Regions from separate parts of the Mus musculus genome. Here regions 1 and 3 are each linked to region 2. A link is a loop called in an ENCODE intact Hi-C map of the cell type or tissue named here. Cell type or tissue: left cerebral cortex. All regions are shown on one strand.

Region 1 (2,500 bases), 420 kb before region 2:
CAAGCCCTGCGACTCCCGTTGGTTTAGGAGCACCTGAGTAGAGGCACCTCTTGATTGCCAGAGGCCTGGGGATCGAAGGAGAACTCTGGGGAACCTTAACCATGTGAGGGAGGCCTCTATGCTAATCCTTGGATCAGGAGCCCAAGACAAGCTTGAGAGGGAAGGAAAAGTCCTGTGACTATCCTCTCTGCAAGATGAGTAGGGCATGGGCTGGGACAAAGGTAAGGCGGGGTGATGGCCAAGGAGGAGGTTAAAAATAGCCCTCCGGAAGCTTCCCTGAACTCGCTCTTCCTGGCAATACACTTGTCCCAAATAACGTTCCTTTGCCAGTTCAAAGGGCCAAATTTAACGAAGGATTATAAAGGCGACACCTCCTGCTCACCAGAGCTTCCTCCATATCTCAAGGGTCTTGAAGTTCCTTAGATGCTTACCGAGAGATGGGGAGCGGGGTGGAGAAGGGGCGCATGACTCGGGACCCTCCCTGAATGATTAACCAGGAATCAATTCATCAAGAGTCTCCCCTGCTGACGCTGACCTGTCCTGACTTCATCACATAGACACGGGGCTGTTCGGTCACATGAGTACCCAGTAGCTTCCTGCGACCAGCTAACAAAGGCTGCCAAGTCCCCAGCATCGTCTGCTCACCTTGGAATTTTTACCACCGCTCCGACCAGACTGTGAGGAGCAACTGCGTTGCACACCCTGCTCCGGGGTGGACGGGGACTTGTCCGAGGAGTGATCTGAGCCCTTCTCCACCATGGTGTCTCCGTCCTGGTTCTGTGGTGTTGGTGAGCGGGACCGCTTCCGGAGGATGGGAGAGCAGGCTGGCGTGCTGCGGTTGGAGTTACTGGCAGTGCTGCAGGGGCAGATGGAGACGGGGAATGAGATGGAGAGGGAAGAGGAAGGAAGGAAGGAAGGCTGTGAGTGACGGTCGGCCACAGACCCATGCAAAGGAGCCAGCTCAGGGAGCCCAGGCAACAGGCTGAGGAGACAACCCAGCTAGGGACTTGCTGCACTGTAATGCTGCTACTGACCAGCAGGGGGCAGTAGTGCCGGTGTGAAAAGGGAACTGGGACTAGAAACAAGCAGTCAAGTATTTAAATATTCACCCATCCAATCCTGTTTGAGCTTTAACTACATGTAGAAAGCTATTAGGGAAGATGATTTAGACCCTGAAAGAATCTCTCAATGCCACCAGTTCATTTTATACATGCTTTGTTTCAACACTTGCCCATAGTGACAACAACTCCGCTTTTCAAAGCATTCACATATATATTATTTCATAGGCATGTCTTTTACAAATTACGACGTTATTTTATCTTGCATGTATGTGTGCAGGCATGCATGTACCATGGGCATGCCTGTGGATGTCAGAGGGCAACTTGCCAGAGTCTGTTTCCTCCTTCCACAGTGTGAGTCCTGCAGAATGAACTCAGGCCACACTGGCTTGGCCATCTCGCTGGCACAGGTACCATGTGCCAGGACATTCAGTTGAGTTAATAACGGCCACTATCCTTCCATTTCATTTAAAAGATGAAGCTAAATGCCAGATAGAGAGGAGAAAGTGACCCAGGGCTAGCCTCAGAGTTTGCTACAGATGTAAGTCACTCATAGCAGCCTGGTAAGTTATGTTGCTGGTCTACGGGGGGGGGGGGGGGTTGTTCTCATACCTCCTACCCAAAATTCACCTCTAAAAAGTTCCTTGTACTTCCCATGGCACTAAATCCAGTTATACCGAGGCATTCAATCTGTTAATACAGTAAAGACCGAAACTTAGCTTGTGTTTTCAATAGAATAGAAGAGGTGAAGAGAAAAGGGTGGAGAGGAAAGAATGAACTCAGTTTGTTCTGTTTTCAGAGAACAGAGAAATCAAAGAGCTGGGCAGGGAGGGAAGAATCCTCAGAAAGAGACAGTGGAAATGGGAAGGGACATCCTGGGAGATTACATGGCCCCAGACCAAGGTGACAGGAGGGGCAGGATCCTGCCCACCTGCTCAGGAGCCAGACTAACTCAGGAAGCCTTTGTGCCATACCACATTCTGGCCTTGCCTCGGGACAGTGACATTTACATGAAGATCTAGCTGTAACCTCAGATGCTCCATGGAGACATTTGTAAAGAGTACCATGCCCTACCGCCTGGATAAACTCAATACAGAGAGAGCATCCAGCAGCCCATCCAGTATCATTGGGGAGGGGGAAGAGGTAGAGTGTGAATCTGTATGGAGTGGGGCCGGGAGCTCTGCACATGACCTCCACTATGTGTACATGCACAGATGCACATACCACGCCGCACACGTGGGGATTAGAGGACAGCTTTAGGGAGGTAGTTCTCTCCTTCCACCATGTGGGTCCCAGGGATCGAACTCTGGTCGATCCCTGGGACCCACATGGTGGAAGCTTGGGAGCAAGCACCTCTGCCCATTGAGCCATCTCTCTCTGCTCCACTGGATCTTCTCAGGCTGCCCAAACTGGAATTTAGTTCTCCAATGTGTTCTTCACCT
Region 2 (2,500 bases):
AAACATATGCTGGGTAGAAAAGGAACCTCACTAGCTGTCAGTGAAGCTGGCAAGAGAGGCCACGTTCTCCCTCAGCTCCAGGTGCTCCCCCAGCTCCAGGTGCTCCCCCAGCTCCAGATGCTCCCCCAGCTCCAGGTGCTCCCCCAGCTCCAGGTGCTCCCCCAGCTCCAGGTGTTCCCCCAGCTCCAGATGCTCCCCCAGCTCCAGGTGCTCCCCCAGCTCCAGATGCTCCCCCAGCTCCAGGTGCTCCCCCAGCTCCAGATGCTCCCTCCACCTGGTGTGTTCTCCCTTCCCTCCAATCTGCAGCCACAGCATGCCTGACTCCCCAGAACACCTCACAATCCTGGTTTGCCTCCTTGTGCCTGTTTCTCTTTGTCTTTTACAACACAGTGTGACTGTCGTTAATAATAACCACCGTTTGTTGAGTGGGTGCCTTGTTAGATCTTTTACCCAGGCCATGTACAATCCTTCCAACAACCTTTCTTCGTTTTACAGAGAAGAAAAGGCGTGTTGGGAGTGGGGGTAGTGGTGCATGTCTTTAATCCCAGCACTCAGGAGGCAGAGACAGGCGGATCTCAGAGTCCGAGATCCTTGGTCTTCAAAGCAAGTTCCAGGACAGGCAGAACTTCACAGAGAAACCCTGTCTACAAATAAACAAACAAAAAACAAAAACAAGCAGAGAAGAAAAGGCTGAGAGAGGTCAGGAGACTGTCTAAATCCGGGTCCATGGTGCCTCATGAAATGTATACAGTGTTCCAGAAAGTGTGAATGCCTCACTCATGCATACACATACACCCCCACACCCCACAGGACTCTACAACTTGGCTTGAGTCACTGTGTGTCTTAATTTTTTTAAAGATTTATTTATTATGTATACATGTATGCCTGCAAGCCAGAAGAGGGGACCTGACCCCATTACAGATAGTTGTGAGCGACCATGTGGTTGTTGGGATTTGAACTCAGAGCCATCTCACCAGCCCGTGTCTTAATTCTTGATCTATACAATGAAATACGGCTTTTCCCTTTGTTTTTGTTCATTCTCTGTGTTTTGCTTTTAGACAGGATAAGTCAGTGTAGCCCAGGCTAACTTTGAAGTCACAGTATTCACAGCTTTTTCCCTGCTTCAGGCTTGCAAATATCCGAATGACTTTACTTTCTAATACCTTACTTTCTTACGTATATCCGATGCATCCATTCTCCTGAGGCTTACTGGAGCATTCTGGGTAAAGCAAAATATGGGGAAACTCCTCCCACTCAAGGTTAGTGAATACTAAATGTCCCCTAACCATTGAAAAATGTTCTCACTCAATGGAAGAAAGGGAGGCTACATCTGTGTCGCCCACTAGAGGGCACTGTACTGTATACTGCACAATGTGAAAGACCAGACTTTCGATCCCTGCCATGGGATGCTCTAACTTTGTAAACTCTGATCTACACAGGCTGGTAAATTACTTGGATGATAACTCCTACACCAAGAGCTGCGGCCTTGCCTAGAGCCTGCTTTGACTATACATTCAGGGGTCATTTCCTTAGTTCATTACTCGGAGCTTGGGAACATGTAGGGAGCCTGTACTCATGGGGTAACCTTTCAGGAAGAGCAAACATGGGTGACTAGGGACAAGTTGTCCGCCTTGGGCATTCAATGAGCTTTGGGAAAGTAGTAAAGTCTTATTTAGGAAGAAGAGAGGTTAGAGGTTGTTCTTTGGTCACGGCCCAGCCCACTATCCCTTATGAGAGGGGCGGGGGATATGAATATGTTTTTTGTTAAAACTCCTTCTTGCCTGGTCTTTTTGAAAAAAAGTCTGGAATGATCAAAGGAGTCCAATGAGACCCAAGGTTTTAGAGCGCAAAATCTTAAGCTAATCTTAAGCAGCAAGTACACGAAGAATTAGTCCCACCTTACCATGGAGGAGCACGGAGGGAGCGGTTTCCAGGGCAGCTGACCCCAGGCCGGGGGATGGGGGTGGGGGAGTGGCTGTTGATAACGCTAAGGCTGAGAGGTTCCCACTAGCACCTTGTTAAGTGTCTGAGTTGCCCGTGAAATCCCCACTAGGGAAAGCCCAAGGCTTCCAGGAAGGCGTTTTGCATATACACAAGAAGCCTCTTTCCAAACCCCGCTTCCTATCGATAAATACTGCAGCAAAAATTTCAAAAATTCTTCCCTTCCCTGAACCCCTGCGACTCACTAGCTTGGCCAGGCTGTGATCTCCTCCTAAGTTATACCGACTGTAAGGGTTTCTTCGCCCTAAGGTTGATCCCTGTTGCCCAGGAAATCCTATGCTAGCAGCCAGAGGGTGGCTGGACCTGCCCATTCCCTCTCACCCACCAGATGGCAGGCACATGCTAAGCAGTTCCCACAAACACTACCGAGGGCCCTGCCAGCTCAAACTGTAGATTCAACATATGGTAAAAATTATTTCTTAAGATGACCAAAAAAAAAAAAAATCCCAGAAATCTGGTAGCATCTTGGAGTTGGGGGGAGGGGGGAGGATGGTGGGGA
Region 3 (2,500 bases), 250 kb before region 2:
AGTATCATAGTCCCAAGATATGGCTCTTTTGGTATGTCTGCACAGGTTGCGCTCCATGTATATCTCATCTCTTAGTGTCTTTGCTGAGACATCTCAGCCGCATGGGACCCGTTCAACCCACGTTAGCCTCTAAACTACAAATGATGTTCCAGCCCTAAGGCACCAGCATTTTTTTTATGCATGCATGAAGCCTGCCAACCATACAAAGAACTGGCACTCGTGAATCTCAGTTTTGCCCCACTCTCCTTGAGTTGGTCCAGAGCATTACAAAGAATGGCCTGAAATCTCAGGAATGTGATTTTCTAGTTAGAGCCAGATCAAATCTACTCCAGAGTCAGCAGTGCCCACACTGCCCCTTGGACGTTAGATCTAGTCAACATTTAGTTCTGGGTGTCTGGCTTGGTTGGAAAACTTATATGGACTCTGCATTCCTTTTCTCTGTTGAGGGGACCCTCCATACCAAGCCCCACTCACAAACCCATCTCCAGATTTACTCTGGGTTTTGAAGGTCTGTGGATGCTAACATAATTTTCCCAAAAGGACTTCACTCAACACATAACACATTTCCAAAACGGGGGGGGGGGGAGATTTTGATTGGTAGCCCTCACTCTCATCTCAACTGGACTTGAACCCCAGTTGCGCCCATGAGTGTTTACAGAGATGTTTACCTGAAGAAGGAAGCACGTGAGAGGTACCTTACCAGGGCTGAGGTCCTAAGCTGAACAAAAGAGAGGAAGTGACCTGAGCACCGACCTTCATCTCCTTTTGATTCCTTGCTGTGGACACAGTGTGGGCAGCTGCCTCGTGCCCTTGGCACCATGCTCTCCCCAACAGTGATAAGCTGTGCCTCTCAAACTGCCAGCCCTAGTAAGCTCTTCCTTCTTGCCCGCCTTCCTTCTTCCCTTCTCTCTCTCCCCAACCTCCTTCCCTCCCTTCCTCCTATCTTTCCTTTCCCCCTTCCTTCTTTTCCTCCTTCTTTATGTTGCCTCTTGCCAGGTATTTGGTCACAGCAATGAGAAAAGTAACTTATACGGGGATTCCATTCTGGTCACAGTTCAAGGTCTGATGGATTTGGGTTTATCTCCAGAGGTCTGCATGTCTGTTAAGGTTTCGAGACTAGTCTTGCACAATAGCCCAACACCGGAGAAAAGCACCTGGATTCACTAAAGCATTGGCTTAGATTCAGTTCCACCGATAGGCAAAGTGCACCTGGGATGACTTCCAGGCCTTCCCATCTCAGTCCAGGAAAATGAAGGCTGTGGAGGTGCTTGAGGTGCGACTCTTCTAACCAGAGCATGCCTCATAACAAAAGGAAAAACATGGCTGGGCCTTTTCCTATGAAACACACCAGATTTGAGGTTTCATGAGGCTGCCAGGCATCTACTCAGCAACAGCAGCATCCTTGTAAAGCTTTGGCTCTTGGGGCCATTGTCATCACCATCTGTTCAGTTCTAAGAGACTCGGGGACTCCAGAAGCTGATCTAAAAAACCACCCTGGAAAGGGCAGAAGAGAGAGTGGGAAGAAGAGTGAACGAGACACTCTTAGAGTCCCACAGAATGAGCAACACTTGCTCGTCTCACCTCTACTCAAGAATCCCCTACCTCTTGGACCAGGGGTTCCCATGGAAACCTCAGAAGTTCTATCTATAGGAAGAGGAAAAAAATGTTTTTTAAAAAAATAAGAAGCATCGTTAAGTATGTGTGAATTTGCCTGGAGGAAGGCAGGCAAGATAGACGGGGTTCACATAAAGAGAACAAGAGCCCATCGTTGCTGTGACACCTTAAAAGACCGCATAGAAACCACACTGAACTTTAGGCACTGAGCCAGGAGGGAGGTGAGGTAGGGAGGGAGGTGAGAGGCACCAGAAAGCAGCCACACGCATAAGCTGCTAGGAGGGCAAGAGACTACCAAGAGCGACCTCATCAAAAGAACAGGGAAAGAAGCACAAAGAGTAAGCAAAGAACTGAGCTGGTGGTTGGATCCCAACTGGAATTCTGTATCATGTTAAGCCAAGCACAGTCAACTGATAAAATAAAATAAAGTAAAGTAAAATAAAATAAAATAATGACAACAAAAAGAATAACCCTTAGAACTGCCCAATAAATAGACAAAAAAACAGTGAAACAGAAGGTCTGAATTTCTCTAAAGAAGGGGGTGGCCAATAAGCACATAGAAAGATAGTGAACATCAGTAGCCATTGGGAAATAGAAATCAAAACCACAGTGAGATGCACCATACACCCTCTAGGATGATTATAATACAAAAAGCAGGTGACAGCTGTGGTGGTTAATCTTCATTGTCCATTTGATCAGATTTAGTTACTTTGGAGTCATATCTCTGGGCATTTCTGCAAGGGTGCGTCTAAAGAGCTTTATCTGAGGAAGGAAGACTCATCCTGACACCCTAGACTGGGACCACAGGCAGGATAAAAAGAGAAAAGGAGAAGGCTGGCTCAGCACTAGCCTCCAGTCCTCTCGGCTTCCTGGCAGAGGAAGCAAT

The links. Peaks named below come from ENCODE experiments on the same cell type or tissue, not always from the same donor. Only the 100,000 strongest peaks of a DNase experiment are listed, where the experiment ranks them.
Region 1: a loop joins it to region 2, with 2.1 times the contacts of the local background. A loop is called at or near these places in 2 of 42 quality-filtered maps.
Region 3: a loop joins it to region 2, with 3 times the contacts of the local background. A loop is called at or near these places in 2 of 42 quality-filtered maps.

What each region holds. Positions count from the first base shown.
Region 1 is chr9:40,332,800-40,335,299 of GRCm38, forward strand. It overlaps Gramd1b (GRAM domain containing 1B), which reads right to left. Exons shown (of 20, transcript NM_172768.2): 3 at 646-856. 1700110K17Rik (RIKEN cDNA 1700110K17 gene) reads left to right here and starts at 673. Exons shown (of 3, transcript NR_040728.1): 1 at 673-788. In left cerebral cortex, a CTCF peak has its summit at 1,027 (motif pointing right); DNase peaks (open chromatin) are centred at 723 and 1,039; H3K27ac peaks cover 1,631 bases.
Region 2 is chr9:40,755,190-40,757,689 of GRCm38, forward strand. All of the region lies in intron 1 of Clmp (CXADR-like membrane protein), which reads left to right. Among named protein-coding and RNA genes, the nearest start is that of Hspa8, 45 kb to the right of the region's middle. In left cerebral cortex, a CTCF peak has its summit at 1,356 (motif pointing right); DNase peaks (open chromatin) are centred at 1,355 and 2,335; H3K4me3 peaks cover 879 bases; H3K27ac peaks cover 1,107 bases.
Region 3 is chr9:40,504,281-40,506,780 of GRCm38, forward strand. It overlaps a transcript of Gramd1b not described here. Among named protein-coding and RNA genes, the nearest start is that of Gm35177, 42 kb to the right of the region's middle. In left cerebral cortex, no CTCF peak of the experiment used is centred here; a DNase peak (open chromatin) is centred at 1,484; H3K27ac peaks cover 1,538 bases.